Regions from separate parts of the Homo sapiens genome. Here all the other regions are linked to region 4. Evidence: chromatin contacts called from ENCODE Hi-C or POLR2A ChIA-PET data. All regions are on one chromosome and are shown on one strand. Each heading gives the region's core, a stretch centred on a gene start or an enhancer-like site at or near the end of the contact. The rest is flanking DNA. Distances are from core to core; before and after follow the strand shown. Region 1 has its middle 37 kb from the start of LINC02870. Region 2 overlaps INPP5A (inositol polyphosphate-5-phosphatase A). Region 3 overlaps INPP5A (inositol polyphosphate-5-phosphatase A). Region 4 overlaps INPP5A (inositol polyphosphate-5-phosphatase A).

Region 1 (2,808 bases), core at 122-2,621, 90 kb after region 4:
TCGTTTGTATATCTTTCTGAGGAACATGGCTATCAAATACTTTGTCCATTTTTATATCGAGTCACTTCTTATAATTCATTATTATTATTGTAACTATCTTTATTTGAATTATGTTTTCTATTTGCTGATGTTAAGAAATACAATGGCTTTTTATGTGGATCTTGTAAGCCGGCTACCTTGTTAACTTTCTTTTAGTAATTTCTCTACAGATTCATTTTGTTTTTGTAATAATCATTGCCTGGAATTTATGAATTATGTTCTTCCTTTCCAATCCTGGTTCTCTTCACTGCTGTTCCAGTGAATGACAAGGTGTGAGGCTGCCCTGCGTTAAACCTCGGCTGGATCTCTGCCGTGCCGCTGAGGGGAGAGTATTCCCACCTTGGCTCTGGATTTTTTTTTTTTTTTTGACGGAGTCTCACTCTGTCACCCAGGCTAGAGGGCAGTGGTGCAATCTCGGCTCACTGCAAGCTCCACCTCCCGTGTTCACGCCATTCTCCTGCCTCAGCCTCCTGAGTAGCTGGGATTACAGGCGCCCGCCACCACACCTGGCTAATTTTTTGTATTTTTAGTAGAGACGGGGTTTCACCGTGTTAGCCAAGATGGTCTCCATCTCCTGACCTCGTGATCCGCCCACCCCGGCCTCCCAAAGTGCTGGGATTACAGACGTGAGCCACCGTGCCCAGCCTGGGCTCTGGATTTTTAAAGGGGATGCACCGGTGTTTCCCCATTTTTGGTCTGCTGTAGGTTTTTGGTAAGTTTCCCATTTCTAAGTTTGAAAAGTCTCTTCCTTTTTTCCTGAGTGTGTTTTGAGTTGTGTTGAGTGATTTTCGGCATCCACTGGGATGAGCCTGTCTTCCCCTTTAATCCGTTCATGCGGTGAATGAAAGTTATCGATCTTCTCGGTCTAAATCACTCACATTCCTGGGATAATCCCAGCAAATCCCAACACAGTCATGAGTGTCATCACCTTTTAAAAATAGACGCCGTGAGTTCAGTGTGCTAATGATTTGTTTAGGGTTTGTACGTCTTTGTTTGGGAGTGAGATTGTACTAAAACATGATTTTTCTTGGACTATTCTTGTCTGGTTTGTTTTAAAGATTGTAATGGCTTCACAATGATTCAGGGAGTGCTCCCTCCTTTCTACTCTCAGGAAGAGTTTGTAAAAGACTGGAACGTTCTGTTCCTTGAAAGTTTGGTAGAACACATCTGTGCAACCCTGGGCAGGGGAAAATAAGAACCCTGTGAGTTCTTAGTCGGAACAGATCCCTCTTACAAAACAGAGATGAATAGAAGAAAAACAAGCAGAGGCTTATTAACATGTGTGTTTCACGTATGTGTGGGAGATGCCTAGGGCATGAGTCACTCTCAACGAGGCGGCTTTGAATTCCAGCTTGTAGAGCATCTTTAACAAAGAGCGATAGATTTTCAGAGAAGTTCTGGGCAAAAAAGAAAGACTTGGAGTCTCTGTAGGCAGGAACTTGAGGAAAAGCGAATAAATGTCAGATAAAGGCTCCTTCATAAAGCTTGTTGGTGCAGATTATTCTGGAACTATCTTCAGGTGCAGGTGATGAGGGTCTGAAGCTGTCTTCAGTGGTTAACCTTTGTTCTCCCTAGTAGAGGGGGGCAGGATTCCTTCGTCTTTGTAAGCCCGTGTCCTGTGTCGAGGGGGGACCGGGAGCTCTACCTCCGTTGCTCCTCGCAGAGGCCCTCAGCCCCACAGGCCTGCTTTTCAGGAGGCGCGTTCTGGTCTCCCACACCTGTCAACCTGAGTTTTCTTGCAGGAGATTTTAAATCAATGGTTAAATGTCTTTAATGGTTGTAGAATTATTAGGTCATCTCTTCCTTCTTGAATCAATTTTTTGTCATGATCTTCTGCGAATGTATTCATTTTCCACAATTTTCTGGGAATGTATCCATTTAAAATCTTACCTGTTTTGGAAAAGATTTCAAACGGACTGGTTCCTGATATGTTTATCTTTAAACTTCTGCTTGTGTTTGATGATTCTCCTTTTCATTCCTAATACCGACTCTGTTCTCTCTCTCTCTGTTTTTGCCAGTGGCGTCTGTCACCTTCATCTTTCTAATAATCAGCCAACATTTGTCTTTGATCCACCCGATTTGCCTTTTATTTTCTATTTCCTGAGTTTCTGCTCATATTTGTATCTTTGTCCTGCTTTTATTGCTTTAGCCTCTTGTTCTTTTTGTCACTTACGTTGAAGGCTTGGCTCATTAATTTCCATTGTTTCCTTCTTTTAAATCTGTCTAATTTCTGGAGTGAGTTAGTTGCACTTTGCAATATTCCATATGTACGTGGAGAGTTTCATGTACTCATACATAATAGGCAGTGCACCCACTGTAATCTGGTTCTAAGCATTTCTCATTTCTATCATGTGTTATTCTTTAACTCACGGCTTTTAGAAGTGTATATTTTATTTTCCAAATAAATGGTAATTTTGGAAGGTTCTACTTCTTTTTTTTTTTTTTTTTTTTTTGAGATGGAGTCTGGCTCTGTCGCCCAGACTGGAGTGCAGTGGCGTGATCTCGGCTCACTGCAAGCTCCGCCTCCCAGGTTCAAGCAATTCTCCTGCCTCAGCCTCCCGAGTAGCTGGGACTACAGGTGCCCGCCAGCACACCTGGCTAATTTTTTTTTTTTTTTGTAATTTTAGTAGAGACGGGGTTTCACCGTGTAAGCCAGGATGGTCTCGATCTCCTGACATTGTGATCCACCCACCTTGGCCTCCCAAAGTGCTGGGATTACAGGCGTGAGCCACCGCGCCCAGCCCCTGAAAGCTTCTTCTTATCTCAAAT
Region 2 (2,808 bases), core at 279-2,778, 94 kb before region 4:
GTAAATTAAAATGACAATTTTAAAGTAATTAAGCCTGTTAATGCTCGATTCAAATGTCATTATTTGCACAAGGGATTGAGGAGAAATTACATCGTGTCCGGGGTGACAGGAAGCTGTCTGGGCCTCTTCAGCCCCGCTGTGCAGGGCCACTGGAGGCTTCAGCAAAGCAGATTAACTTCTGCCTCGCCCTGCCAGCATGCCTATCCAATTTCTAAAGAGGATAACGCAATTTGATAAATTTAATTCCAGCTACAAACTCAATTATTGTGATAATAGATGAAAACTGGGAGGAGCCTCTGCACAAGGCCCACAGTTTTAAAAACACACTTAACTCCAGAACGAGCTTCAACAGTAATGGCTTGATTTGATTTGTTCTCTCTCTTTTGAAGCCCCTTTAAATAATTATGATGGTTGGAAGAACAGCCGACATTTATTAAACAGCCGAGCTCCAACCAAAAGGGGCTGCGGCTTAGACAATCCAGGTCATACTGGAAACGTCTGCTGTCCTGAGCTTGTACAGCAGCATTTATTAGACAAGCACATCATTACATTATTGGATCTCATAAATAGATATATAAAACTCAGCCAGCCTCAGATGAAACCTCCCTCTTGCTCAACACTGGCGGGTCTGCCCCAGCTTGGAAAGCGGCATCCAGCAGGACCCTGCCATTTTTTTGTCCCAGGTGGCAGAGGGGGTTGGGGGTGAGAGGAATTAATGAAAATAACTTTTTTAAAAACCACCTTTACCCTCCTATGATTCCCAGCACACTCAGTACACATTATGACTCAAGTTATCTCCAACGAGCTCTCAATGCACAGATATCTTTCTCTACCCGAGTCCACTTACGGATGAGGTGGGTGGGTAGCCTGCCGAGAAGGTCTGCACAGCACACGCTGGGGGCCGCTTTAAGGGGACAGCTGCAATTGCTGGACTTCATCCATTAGGTCAGCAATAAAAATTGACAACCAAACATTAATTTCAAGATGAAGAGCACAGTGTAACAATTTCCGTTTGAAAGATGTTTCGGCTCGGTGTGGGCCATCCTTCAGGGTTTTCCCAGACAATTCCAGATGCTGCTGCACTCCAGAAGGAAAGAGAGCCCCACTGCAAAGTCGGCAGCCTCGGGATGGTGCGCCACGGGGCCAGCGGTTTTGGGTGATCCGACAGGGGTTTTTTTGTGGCTGTTTTCAAACCCAGTGATGTATACTTTAATACTTTAACTGTCTAAATTCCACCTTTTCCATACAGGAGGGAGCTGTACAGCTGGTGTCTCTTCACTGCATGCTTGAAAGGCCCTTATCCGTTACCTCCCTACTGCCTACGATGACTTCACAGTTCCTCAAGTTTCCCCCAGCCAGCAGAAATCAGATTTAAAACCAGTGAAAACATGGAATAATGTGTTCAAATGGCTCTCCCTTTCTGTCGGTTTAAACATAAATATCCCTGACTATGAATTACTCCCCCAAGTTCCTAGATGAATCATAGTGAGGAAGTAATGATGCATTATAACAGTCACGACATGGGAGGAAGCGCTGAGTAAAGGCCAGGCACACAGTGACTCAGTTTTAAGGCAAACCTGGTAAAGGACTAATGTGGTTATATCATTCTTCTCTTTTTTTTTTTTTTTTGAGACAGGATCTTGCTCTGTTGCCCAGGCTGCAGTGCAGTGGTGTGATCTTGGCTCACTGCTACCTCCACCTCCCAGGCTCACACGATCCTCCAGCCTCAGCCTCCCAAGTAGCTGCGACTACAGGTGCACGCCATTGCAGCTGGCTAATTTTTGTATTTTCAGTAGAGATGGGGTTTCCCCATGTTGGCCAGGCTGGTCTTGAACTCCTAAGCTCAAGCAATTCACCTGCCTCAGCCTCCCAGAGTGCTGGGATTACTCCTAAGCTCAAGCAATTCACCTGCCTCAGCCTCCCAGAGTGCTGGGATTACTCCTAAGCTCAAGCAATTCATCTGCCTCAGCCTCCCAGAGTGCTGGGATTACTCCTAAACTCAAGCAATTCACCTGCCTCAGCCTCCCAGAGTGCTGGGATTACTCCTAAGCTCAAGCAATTCACCTGCCTCAGCCTCCCAGAGTGCTGGGATTACTCCTAAGCTCAAGCAATTCACCTGCCTCAGCCTCCCAGAGTGCTGGGATTACTCCTAAGCTCAAGCAATTCACCTGCCTCAGCCTCCCAGAGTGCTGGGATTACAGGTGTGAAGCACTACACCCAGCCCATTCTTCCCTTTTAACCAAGGAAGAAATTACACAATGAAACAAATACCCCGAATCTTAATATCACTTTTCCTTTGTCATAATTAACAATTAGCGACACAGAATCGAGGGGAAAAACACAGGATCCGTTTACTCCTAGGAAGGGCGTTTCTGTGAATCTAAGAGGGGGCTTTCCTGTGTTCTCAAGGCCACGGGTCAGCCAGTGGCCGCTGCGGGGTGCGCTGTCTGGGAGACACTCTCGGGATGGAAGTGAAGTGCTCCGTCTGTCCCCCTTCTTTGGAAACACAGGTGTGTCTGCAAAGGCGAGGGAAGGCCTCAGGTGGGCATGATCTCTGAAGCTCCAGCTTCGTTTCCTTCAGTCTGGGGGTGCCCTCATGCACAACAGGGCTTGGCCTTGAGGGACCTGCCCTGCACAGGCGGGGCGCTGCCAGGCCACGACTTCAGGAAAGTTCTGGGCAGGCAGGGGCAGCCCCTGACTGCTCAACGCCTCAGTTGCAACGGGAAAACCTGAGCCACCCCAACAAGCCTACATCGGGGACTCCGATACTTAAGACAGCAGGATGCATCTCTACGTGCACAGGTGGGA
Region 3 (2,700 bases), core at 126-2,625, 110 kb before region 4:
TGAAAAAACATAATAAATGTCGCTGCAAACATTTAAATCATTACCTCATTGAATGTTAAAGCTAACAGAATATTATAAAGTTTGCAATAAATAAGTGAAAAATAAATTGCCAGTGCAGGGATAGAAACTGCAATTCATAGTCAGAAAATCCATAATTAGCTGTAATGAACATTTAAAGTCAAAGTTCGACCCAACTTTTTCGGTGTTTACCCTGTCCCATCAATACGGTTCAGGGCACCCATTTATCACAGACACCAGGACATTGGGCCAGGAGCGTGTCCGGGGCCTGCCGACAGGAAGTCCCCAGCTCGCCCAGGTCTCTGACCACAGTACTTGTCAAGAGTATGTCTGTCACATCTGAGAATAATGACTCCTCGCCTCTTGCTAAAAACAAAATACTTTTTACGTATTGATAAACAAGACTGTCAAGAGTGCTCATTAATTCTGCATTAGTGAAATGCAGCCATTAGCTGTGATGCTTCTGCGAGGACTGCAGACACGGGCAGGAGTCCTCCAGCCCCCGGAGGCCACGGCACAGCCGGGAAGCGGCCTCCACTGGACAAAGCCAAGCCCCTGGGGCACCGAAAAGTCGATCCGGTGCGGGCCACACAGGAGATCCAGACCCCGGCTAACCTGGGCCCTGGCTGGGGCTGCACTGGTGGGACCCTGGTCTCTGAAGGCAGCCTGGGAGCTAATGGGCAACTGAAGCTCCCAGTCACCACCATCAGGCTTCCACACCAACTGGCGACCAGGGCGCAACGAACCCTGCGTACCATGGGGGCTCAGTGCCTCTCACAGGGGCGGCTAGTGAAGATGGAGTATTTACAAATGCTATTAAAACAACCTCTCAACTTCAATTGGAGTCCGGTAATGTGATAAATGGCCACACCGTGTCACTTAGCTTGATTTCGGGAGCTGAATTCTGATAGCGGGCCCACTTTGCAAACACAGCCAACTCAGGGCGGGAGCAGACCACTTCTCACACATTTGGAAAGAACAACGCGTCCCGGCAGGCACTGTGCAATCACAAAGCCCGTGTTTGTTGAGCAGGGTCCCACCTCCCGGACGGAGCCACCGGCTGGAAGGCTCGGGATGACTCAGGCCGGGGCAGAGGCTGACAAGCCAGGAACACAAAGCTGCCATTGGAAATGCCTCCATCACTTTTTATTTGCAAACAAGTCAGATGGCCGGTAATTTATCATTTCCGCAATCAGGTGAACGACCAAAGCACACATCATTAACCTGGTCTTCTGCACCCAGCTCCCTCGTGCACAAAACAGAACACATTCCTAAAACTTCAGTCACACAGACCCCGCGCTAAGGGACGCACATGAGCACACACTCTGCTCGAGACAGAAAGGGGAAATGCACAAGCAGTGCCCATGTGAGGCCCCAGGTGGCAACAGGGCCCTTCCCCTGTGCTGGTTCCAACCGCGTCGCGGGCGTGACCACAGGTGCCAGCTCCCAGTGCGCCCCAGGGGGATCTCTGTGGAGCCTGCCACTGCATTCTGCCACTGGGAAGGGAAAAAGTGTTGAGGGAGGAGGCCACGGCCCGCGGCCCAGGGGAGCCCTGACTAAGGCCGACCGTGCTTATCAACAGTGACTCAGAAAAAAGAGTGGCAGCATTTGGTGACTCCCATCTCACTCTGAGACAGCATGACATTTTGTTATTTCTACAGATAAAGCGTTTTCACCTCCAGTTTTTTTTTTTAATAAAATAAATCTAGGAGCAGAAAGAAAAACTTCATAAGATATTGTTGGTAACTAATCTTCAAGTCTGCAACAAAATAGAGAACTTCATTTGTTTTAAATGAGAGTCGAGAGATTACTAAACATGACTCCCCTCATACGCAGCCCACTCCTTCCCCAGCTGCATGCTGTGAGGACACAGGACCCCCAAATGAAGGACGCGGCCTCACGCAGGAGCCCAGGGGCACGAAACCATGCTCACCTGGGCTCTGACACACCCTGTGAGGGCCAGTGGCAAACATCTGTGCTCTCTGAGAACAAAGCTAAGGACATCACGGAGAGGCCAAGCCTGACGTTCCGTCCTCATTAGGGTGAAAGCACCTGCCCGAGCTGAGGCAGGCATGTGGTTCTGAGCCTGATCTTTCAGACATTTCCTCTGCCCTTGTAATACAGGAGAAATGAGAAGACAGGCTCACAGTGACTAATGAGTGACTGCTGAAGACATGAGCCACAGGGACACACCACATCCTGTGAACTTACAACCCCACACCCTCACGGCTGCTTTGCACCCAAGAGAAACTCCTGCACACACACACATATGTACACATCCATGCACACACATGTACATAACCCACATCCATATACACTATAGACAAACATACATATGTAATACACACACATACATGCATACACCTGTAGACATACATATGTCTGTATACACACGTGGAATGCACACACAGACCTCTCTCAGAGACGCTGGAGCTCTCAGGAGACAGGCATGAGAATACAATGGCATATGACCTCTGAAAACACCAACTGAAAATGACCCAAATGCTTAACGTGCAAATGGGTAAATCAAATTTGAAATATTCCTATGATAGAACCAGATACAGCAAGGAAAATACACAGATCAGAGTTACATCCAGAAACACAGGTGGATTTCACAAAGGAAGCCAAGAAAGAGGACAGTTTCTCAAATGTCCTATGGCGTGATACCAAGATAAAGACATA
Region 4 (2,848 bases), core at 161-2,660:
TCTCAACAAAACCTCACACGGCACGTACACCCCAACATCTCAACAAAACCTCACACGGCACGCACACCCCAACATCTCAACAAAACCTCACACGGCACACACACCTCAACATCAACAAAACCTCACACAGCACACACACCCCAACATCTCAACAAAACCTCACACAGCACACACACCCCAACATCAACAAAACCTCACACAGCACACACACCTCAACATCAACAAAACCTCACACAGCACACACACCCCAACATCTCAATAAAACCTCACACGGCACGTACACCCCAACATCGCAACAAAACCTCACACGGCACACACACCCCAACATCTCAACAAAACCTCACACGGCACACACACCTCAACATCAACAAAACCTCACACAGCACACACACCCCAACATCTCAACAAAACCTCACACGGCACGTACACCCCAACATCGCAACAAAACCTCACACGGCACGCACACCCCAACATCTCAACAAAACCTCACACGGCACGTACACCCCAACATCTCAACAAAACCTCAGTATCTACAAAAAGTAGCTGTGTATGAAATAAACCGAGCTGATGTTTCTTTAAACAAGTTCTTTCAATGGGATTCCAGAGGCCCAGGTCTTGCATTTCAGCAATCAGCAGAGCAAGGGAAACACTCCAAGGCACGCTGCAGACAGACGCCCAGCAGAGGCAGGGCCAGAAGCAACACCAGGTTAAGTGGCACAAACTTTCCCTCAGCAACAGTGTCCTCTGAATCCTGTCCTGTTATAAACGCTACCGAGTAAAGCCAGAACAAGCACACTAGCCCATTACCAGGACTAGAGCATGAGAACCAGCAGTACCAAAAACACTTCCCAAGGGCTAGACACATGAAAAAGAGCAAACGGCACATCCCCACCAAGAGCCCTGGGTCACGCTGCTTCACAGGGAAAGCAGCCCTGGGCAGCCTCAGCATCCCTCCCAGGGAAAGCAGCCCCGGGCGGGCGTGCTCAGCATCCCCCTCCCCCAGGACAGCACCAGCACAGCCCTACGAAAGGCCCCACCCCCAGAAACCACGACTCCTCCCAGGCAAGCTGTGCAGCTCAGGCACCTCCCTGCAAAACAGAAGCTCAGGGAAGGCCTCTGGTCCAGGTGAGGGGCCCCACACCAGGGGCATCTTGCCACCAGGGGCATCTTGCCACCAGGGGCATCTTGCCAGCTGAGAAACTCCGACATTCTTCTGAAGGCCCCCCCATGGGCCACAGGCGTTTTCCTCTGAGTATCACAATGGTCCCTCCGGCCAGCCTCTCGGCACACCTGGGCCAATACCCTGTGGGTTTCCGGCCAGGCTCTTGGATGAGTCACCTTTTCCTAGACTATCTGCGGTGCCAGACATGAGCTGTCAAATCCCCAGTGTGTAAGTCCCAAGAGGGCTCTGCAGGCTCGTCCTGTGCTGCATGCTACTCAGCAGGCCTGAGTCTCTTCTAGTCAGGAGGGACCACAGGAAACAGTGAGACAGAGGGGCACAGCAGTGGGGGACAGAGGTGGTGGTCAGGGTGCGGCCCACTCTGCCTCTAGCCCAGTCGGTCGTTAACAAGCTCAGATGCCAGAGCCAGCCCCAGCTCAGTTCACACCCTGCCCCCTCCACCTGCTACCGCAGGGCCTCACACTGGCTGCTCACTCGCTAGCCCCTGTCTTTCCATCTGTGCAATGGAGCAACACAGCACAGGCATCAGGGCTGTGGAGATGATAGGTCTCCCTTCAGACACTCGAGGTCCTTACAGCACGCACGTCAGGGCTGCGGGGATGACAGGTCTGCCTGCAGACACTCCGGGTCCTTACGGCACAAACGTCAGGGCTGACATACCTAGAGACACACCACATCCTTACAGCACTATCTGGCACATAAAGGACATAAATATCAGCTGCACTTTTTTTAAATTTAGCTAAGCTCCTTAATAGCTCTGTGTAGTCCAAAGTTGGTGGTTTTGATTATCAGTGGTCCTGAGTGACCCAGAACCACACACAGCGGCAGGAGCTGGGCCTCTGTGTTCACCCAAAGGGAACTGAAAGAAGCCCTTCCCCGCAGCTGGGGAGGACAAGGCCCAGACAGGCCCATGTGGCAGAGCCCGGCGTGCCAGCAGAGAGGGTAGGCAGGTCCCAGCAGTGTGATGAGGGATGGGTGTGTCCTTGCGCCAATGGCCCTCCTCCTCTGCTCGGCAGGAGCCTCTGGCCTCGCTGCTTTGCTAGGCGATCTCTCCTTTTCTCCCTCTTGCTGTTCACCTCATTCAGCAAAAGGCACCTGCCTCATGCTGCATTCCCAGGTAGCTGCTGTCAGGGCCAGGGAAGGTGTCCAAAGGGCCCAGGGCGGAGCCCACGGTGAGGAGGGCCCAGCAGGTGGGCGTGCACTGTGCCCAGCTGGACCTGGCCAGGCAGCAGGAGGGGTTTGGAGAATGTTCCAACGCCCCGAACCCACGGGAGTAGGCTGTGGTGGGGAGGGAGTGCCTCGTTTTCATCCCTCAGCCCCCACCCACCAGGAGAGCCAGGCAGGCTGCTGCCGTGTGATGCGCCGCTGTGCCGATGAGAGGCGACCTGAGAGCAGCAGCGGCCGGAAGGACGGCCCTCTATCCACATCGCAGCACGAAGCTCACTGGCACAGAACACCCCCACCTCCTGCTGTCCTGGCAGCCCAGAAACACCCAGCACCAGCCAGTCACCCAGAAGTGTCACCACCGTATGGGTGTCCCCAGCCACCACTTCCAAATGGCTCAGTTGGTCCCTTGGTTTTATTGTTGGTGCACTGGAATTCTTACAAAAAAAAAAAAGTGTTTTGGTACTTAGAAACACAAGAGCTGAAAACGAAATATTCAAAGCA

What was found. Hi-C counts contacts between places; a loop is a spot of excess contacts on that map. ChIA-PET counts read pairs that join two places held with the same protein, here RNA polymerase II (POLR2A). Pooled maps may share reads with other maps.
Region 1: a pooled map shows a loop between it and region 4 (4-fold over the local background). The contact joins two enhancer-like sites. A Hi-C loop is called at or near these places in 1 of 168 maps with a recorded cell type or tissue (K562) and 3 of 50 pooled maps. POLR2A ChIA-PET finds 5 or more read pairs at or near these places in 4 of 52 experiments (AG04449, H1, OCI-LY7 and 1 more).
Region 2: a loop to region 4 is called in a pooled map, with 2.1 times the contacts of the local background. The contact joins two enhancer-like sites. A Hi-C loop is called at or near these places in 1 of 168 maps with a recorded cell type or tissue (endothelial cell of hepatic sinusoid) and 3 of 50 pooled maps. POLR2A ChIA-PET finds 5 or more read pairs at or near these places in 2 of 52 experiments (CD8-positive, alpha-beta memory T cell and OCI-LY7).
Region 3: a pooled map shows a loop between it and region 4 (15-fold over the local background). The contact joins two enhancer-like sites. A Hi-C loop is called at or near these places in 2 of 37 single-sample maps with no recorded cell type and 9 of 50 pooled maps. POLR2A ChIA-PET finds 5 or more read pairs at or near these places in 1 of 52 experiments (OCI-LY7).

Annotation. Positions count from the first base shown.
Region 1 is chr10:132,480,759-132,483,566 of GRCh38, reverse strand. No RefSeq gene overlaps it. Among named protein-coding and RNA genes, the nearest start is that of LINC02870, 37 kb to the right of the region's middle. RefSeq lists an enhancer at 2,596-2,808. Within about 2 kb of position 1,371, at least 7 of the 41 ENCODE cell types and tissues checked have a DNase peak (open chromatin) inside an H3K27ac peak, as active enhancers do.
Region 2 is chr10:132,664,876-132,667,683 of GRCh38, reverse strand. The region is part of intron 4 of INPP5A (inositol polyphosphate-5-phosphatase A); the gene reads right to left. Among named protein-coding and RNA genes, the nearest start is that of NKX6-2, 120 kb to the left of the region's middle. RefSeq lists an enhancer at 725-1,924. Within about 2 kb of position 1,528, at least 6 of the 41 ENCODE cell types and tissues checked have a DNase peak (open chromatin) inside an H3K27ac peak, as active enhancers do.
Region 3 is chr10:132,684,071-132,686,770 of GRCh38, reverse strand. The region is part of intron 4 of INPP5A (inositol polyphosphate-5-phosphatase A); the gene reads right to left. Among named protein-coding and RNA genes, the nearest start is that of NKX6-2, 100 kb to the left of the region's middle. Within about 2 kb of position 1,375, at least 12 of the 41 ENCODE cell types and tissues checked have a DNase peak (open chromatin) inside an H3K27ac peak, as active enhancers do.
Region 4 is chr10:132,570,618-132,573,465 of GRCh38, reverse strand. All of the region lies in intron 1 of INPP5A (inositol polyphosphate-5-phosphatase A), which reads right to left. Among named protein-coding and RNA genes, the nearest start is that of INPP5A, 34 kb to the right of the region's middle. RefSeq lists enhancers at 52-820, 1,041-1,090, 1,101-1,250, 821-1,590, 1,751-1,890 and 2 more. Within about 2 kb of position 1,410, at least 20 of the 41 ENCODE cell types and tissues checked have a DNase peak (open chromatin) inside an H3K27ac peak, as active enhancers do.